Linked DNA regions of Homo sapiens: region 2 is linked to region 1. A link is an interaction called in ENCODE POLR2A ChIA-PET data of the cell type or tissue named here. Cell type or tissue: MCF 10A. All regions are shown on one strand. Each heading gives the region's core, and the rest is flanking DNA. Links, peaks and the distances in the headings are about the cores only. Region 1 overlaps FHOD3 (formin homology 2 domain containing 3). Region 2 overlaps FHOD3 (formin homology 2 domain containing 3).

Region 1 (2,922 bases), core at 119-2,618:
GATCTAGAACCAGAAATACCATTTGACCCAGTGATCCCATTACTGGGTATATACCCAAAGGATTATAAATCATGCTACTATAAAGACACATGCACATGTATGTTTATTGTGGCACTATTCACAATAGCAAAGACTTGGAACCAACCCAAATGTCCATCAATAATAGACTAGATAAAGAAAATGTGGCACATATACACAATGGAATACTATGCAGCCATAAAAAAGGATGAGTTCATGTCCTTTGCAGGGACATGGATGAAGCTGGAAACCATCATTCTCAGCAAACTATCACAAGGACAGAAAACCAAACACTGCATGTTCTCACTCATAAGTGGGAGCTGAACAATGAGTACACATGGACACAGGGAGGGGAACATCACACACTGGGGCCTGTCAGGGGGTGGGGGGGCTGTGGGAGGGATAGCATTAGGAGAAATACCTAATGTAAATGATGAGTTGATGGGTGCAGCAAACCAACATGGCACATGTATACCTATGTAACAAACCTGCACATTGTGCACATGTACCCCAGAACTTAAAGTATAATATAAAGAAAAAAAAAATGAAGCCCACCCCTAAAAGGAACAGAGCTGCAGAACAGCAGGCGCTGGGGTGGGCTCTTACAGTTTGCCTTATCGGGTCCATCCTCAAGTTACAGATTACTCTGAGCCCTAAATAAACTGATCGGAAACTACTAAAACATTAATAACACCAAAGGCCCTTCAATCAATAATGACCAATCAAAATGACCAAGATATATTTTGGAATATATATAGACAGCTCAAAAGGACAAGAGGTGACCTCGCTATCCATCTGAAGGATTTTAAACCCCAGTGACTCATGCAGTAGAATTTGGGCAATGCCCTTTTTGCTGGTGAACAAATGCTGGTGAAATGTGGTAGACCCTCTAGAGGAGCTCCAGTTTTCTCCCCTACACACCCCAGGAGGCAGAAGCAAAGTACCATCCTGGGCATGCATGGGGCTAAACTTCTCCTTGTCCCCTCACAGATTTCCCCTGCTTTGGCAACCTGACAAATACTGCCTAGAATAATGAAATTTAAACTGTTTAGACTTTGCAGAACTACATATGTTAATTTAATGGAGCTGGTACGTTCTGCTTTAGGGACCAGGTGGGTCAAGGAACTTTTTTTTTTTTTTAATGAGAGCAATGGCTCTCCGAGAAAGTGGGGGAAGAAAAGAGGCTTAAAGATACCAGAGACCTGAGACACAAAGAAATCTCAGGCCCGGGGCCACCCCTCCTTCTCCCCTCCCACTCCCCGAGGATTAGCTCTGCTCTTACTCATGGCTGTCTCAGCCACAGAACGGTGCGTGCAGTGGCAGCAGCGGGCAGAGAGCTGCCACTTCAGGGCCTAGCAAATCACAGCACTCATGAGGGCGCACCAAGCAGGAGTCACAGACACCAATCAGGTAACCAAAATTACATTTTCAAAAGTCGGGTCTGTGAGCAGACATAATGGGGTGTCTGCTTGAGTACTCGGCACTGCTGGGGTTCACTAGGACATCGCAGATCTGGGGTCCTCTCCCCCAGCCTGGTGCAAGGCAGGCTGCCAGAGGAATTCACATGGTGGGCATGTGAGCACACAGGTTCTGGGCTTTGATCTAAGTGCTCCCTCATTGCTGCTGTGAGGCCAGGCCTTTCACCAAAGCACTGTTCACAAACTCTAATGTTACAAGCAATATTCAAAATCTCAAGATGTTCCAGAGCCCCCCAGGACCCCTTAACCCCCACATGCCCTCTGCAGGAGCCCCCCAGTTTCATCCAAAAGGGAACCTGATAAAAACTTCTGTACACTGGGTGGAATAAGAGAATCAAGAGTCTCGGGGTGAGGGTGTCATATCAGAGGGGAAAGACTTTGGTCACAGGGAGCAAATCTGGGATCCAGAGCTCTTGGGTGGCCAAGGAGGCAGGCTGAGGCCAGGAAAGGCCTGGAAATGAAGAGAGACTGAGGTCAATGCCCTAAACATCTCCATGTAAACTAGTTTCTAATGAAACTCACTAAACATAAGCCAGTCACAATTTCCTGCAAAAGCACAGTCCCCACATTATGCACAGGTATCTTTCAAAAGTTCAATATGAATCGACTATGTGGAACTCTGAGTGCATTTTTCATAGAAATAAAGTGATGCCTATTAGGAGAGTAGGCTGAGACCAGGCCAGCCTGACACCATCATGGCCTATCAGTTCCTGGAGACGAGGCCCATGCTTTATTCTTTTCTGATTTCCAAGTGCTCTGCAGAGAACTTGACTTAGAATCAGAACTCACAGAGTTCTGCTCTGTGAGTCAGTGAAAGACTTCCTCGGACGTCAAGCATGATTGCACATTTAACTTCCTTGTGTGTTCCTCAGGAATGCAAGTGCTAACATCCTCGATTTTTAAAGGCACTTGGAGAACCACATAGATCTCCCCCACTTAGGCCTTGACCTAATGTACTCTAATATTCTAAGGAAAGTCAGGATCCCTAGACAAGGAGGCAGAATAGAAACAGAGCTGAAAGATAGACTCTGGTTTTTCATTTGAGGCAGGTCCCCAGGCTGCACGCATTGAAAGTATAAGATGCCCTGATGAGGGGGCTCCTTGGAGGGCCATCTGGAGGCCTTGGCAACTTTAGGACCCTTACTTGCCCTCAGCAAAGAGAAGATAAAACTCATTCAAAAACCAAACATCTAATACTCTAGCCCCTGAACTTCTTAAATATCTGTTCCCCTCCCATTGTTCCTACCACCTCCTCCTCTAAAGCTCTATTCTCTGATGTGACAGAGAAAGCCACATGTACTCGGCTGCATTCCTCCATTACTGCTCACATCACCTCTGTGTGCAATGATCAAAGTGCACCTTTCACACTCTAATTTCTCTAGTGCCACTTGCTGCTTTGCTTGTTTACACCATTTTGCTAATTGAT
Region 2 (2,922 bases), core at 125-2,624, 290 kb before region 1:
TAATCCCCAAAGCAACAGTGTTGAAAGGAGGTAAATCGGATGAATGCCATTATCTCAGGAGTGGGTTACTTACTGAAGGAATAGGTTCCCAACAGAGCGTAAGTTTCACCCCCTTCTCCTCTCTTCCCCTACAACCCCCTTGCCCTCTACCATGGATGGCATGGCAAAAAGGTCCTCACAAGATGCCAGTACCTTGATACTTTGATATTGAACCTCCCAGCCTCCAAAACTGTGAGAAATCGATTTCTTTATAAATTACCCAGTCTGTGGTATTCAGTTACAGCAACACAAAATGGACTAAGACAATAATTTTAAAACAATAAAAGTAAATGTAAAAACAAAGGCAACTACTCAGCATGTACCATCCAGGTTAGTTATCCCCTAGCCCCACTGAACAACTCCTCTCCCCATGGCTTCCTGGGGTCCTGCTTTCCCTGAACACCCTAAGCCAGCCTCACGGTAACCCCTCTTGTTACTCATTGTACCTCCCACCCCAGTGTGCTTTCTCCTATTTTACAAGGCAATCAGTTTTAGAACAGTTACCAGGATAGGACTTAGTGTCATTGTTTTGTTTGTCATGGAAATGTCCATTTTTAAAAATTCCATGTTATTAGGGGCCTTTATTTTGTTGATATCAATACTTAGAAACCACCCAACTTGCAATATAATTTCCCAGATTTCACAGTCTGAATGTTTTCCAGACCCAGATTAACATTTTAATTTGTTATTTTGTTTGGTATCTCAGAGGAGTTTACTCATTGGGCAACATGCATTACTACAATACAACAAAACAAAACAAACCCGGCATGACTTGTTTAACGCATTTATGCCGGAGGTTGCAAATTTTTTTTTTTGTGTGTGAAAAATTATACCTTGGTGATGACCTTGAGAAGCAGGATATAAATAACTCACACAAGCTTAGCGTTCCAATAACGGAACACTAGGCATAAATGAGTTAAGGAAAGGATTACATTTGAATGAATGACCTCAAGGATCTTTCTGGATGTCTCCTTGGCCAGAACTAACAAAGGATGAGAAAGAACTGCCAGAAGAGAAAGAGTAAGTGAGGGATTCCTGGACATCAAATGCCACAGAATGCCAAACAGAGGGTGACAGGCACTGGGTCTCTGCCAGTGATTAGCAACAAAGTACCACATTGTGTGGGTACTGCTATGATCATAAGAATAGCTGGGAATGGCCTTATCAATAAAATAGGTAATGTTACAATGGGGAACACTGTGGCAGTGTGAAAATTCCATTTTTGCTGAATTCGGTGTTTTCCAAAACAATGGCAGTGACTAAAAAGGACAGGAAATAGATGACTTTAATCCTTAGAAACCAACAGAAAATTGCTTCAAATCAAATGGTAAAATGAGCTCACAAAAAGATTTGAAAATAAAAGCAGAATTCTTAGGATTATGTTTCAGAAAAGTTGTGCCCATTTCCCACCAGGGTTATAGGAGTTTCCTGGGTGTTCATCAAGAAATGATACTTCATTAAAAGGCAATCATTGCCAATGTGACCTGGGAAACATGTCTTGTTGTTTTCATATGTATTTCTTTTGTTCTTAGTTGGTTTAATGTCTTTCATTTTTCTACTGAATTCATAATATATTTAGGATAACATCATTTTCTACCTTTCTTTTTGTAAACAATTTCCTAGTTTGTCATTTGCATTTAGTTATAATTTGTGATTTTCATTTTGTAAATAAGATCTTTTAAAATTTTATGCAGTAAAATAGTTAAATCTCTTCCTCTGGAACCTGTTTCACTGGTTTTATTTTTAAAATAAACGTTACCAACCACAGACTAATTAGTCTTCATCTCTCTCTCTCTTTTTTTTCTTCCTACAGTTTGCTATGTTCCATTAAATGCTTTAAGCTCCTTGGGGCTTACTGTGGTGTATGGTTAAAGTATGTTTTTGTTTACTTCCATTTAACAACACCTCTCCAATCAGTACCTAACCCGTCCCCACCAATGTTAACTAACTGTACAGTGAGTTGTTCTATACACTGAGGTCTGTTTCAGAGCTCCTCTGCACCAATCATCTGTCTGCTGAGGAAGGGGCCACACTACATTGTTGTAATCCTCAGAGTCTGCACATTTTACTCTCTAGTAGGAGAAGGTGCTCTTCATAATTATACTGCTTTCTACAAACTTATCCCCACTTCATCAGGGAAAATGTTTCTCCAGCTGTATTTCAGGAATGGACTCTGGATCTTTCTGAAGCCCTAACCATCACTGCAGATGGTCCTGCAGGCTCACACCCAGCATGAGCGTGTAAGGAGAGTACAAGGAAGGCCCATGGGGTGGCTGGCGAGGTGCCTGTGCTCTAAGGCATGTCGATCCAAATGGAGAAACTCCAGACCTGAGACTGGGCCTGTTCTGGGTCAGCATGGGCCCCCTTGTTTCAGAGCAGCACCTCTGAGGAAGAGCACCAAGGACCAAGACTGCCCTACAAGGTGGTGATCAGGGAGGGACGCAACAGGAGGAATGACAGCAAGAGGTGTGGTCACCATCACGTGAGACAAGTGGGACCTACCCCCAGGATTCCTTATCTCAGCCCAAGAGTCCAACTTCAATATGCAGTGGAACACGTGCACCTCGTGTCTTCCTGACATGTGAACAATTTTCTTAGAGTAAAACTTCATAATTTATATTCCCTCAAGGAAAAATGATTTTAAAAAATAATTTTGGCCAGGCACAGTGGCTCACGCCTGTAATCCCAGCACTTTGGGAGGCCAAAACGGGTGGACCACATGCGGGCAAGAGTTCAAGACCAGCCTGGCCAATATGGCTAAACCCCGACTCTACTAAAAATACAAAAATTAGCCAGGCATGGTGGCACGTGCCTGTAATCCCAGCTACTAGAGGGGCTAAGGCAGGAGGATCTCTTGAACCTGGGAGGTGGAGGCTGCAGTGA

The links. Peaks named below come from ENCODE experiments on the same cell type or tissue, not always from the same donor. Only the 100,000 strongest peaks of a DNase experiment are listed, where the experiment ranks them.
Region 2: POLR2A ChIA-PET joins it to region 1 with 5 read pairs; 3 of 35 experiments call an interaction of 5 or more read pairs at or near these places.

Annotation. Positions count from the first base shown.
Region 1 is chr18:36,314,361-36,317,282 of GRCh38, reverse strand. All of the region lies in intron 1 of FHOD3 (formin homology 2 domain containing 3), which reads right to left. Among named protein-coding and RNA genes, the nearest start is that of FHOD3, 18 kb to the right of the region's middle. In MCF 10A, for the core only: no CTCF peak of the experiment used is centred there; DNase peaks (open chromatin) are centred at 1,292 and 2,332.
Region 2 is chr18:36,603,576-36,606,497 of GRCh38, reverse strand. All of the region lies in intron 8 of FHOD3 (formin homology 2 domain containing 3), which reads right to left. Among named protein-coding and RNA genes, the nearest start is that of TPGS2, 220 kb to the left of the region's middle. In MCF 10A, for the core only: no CTCF peak of the experiment used is centred there; no DNase peak of the experiment used is centred there.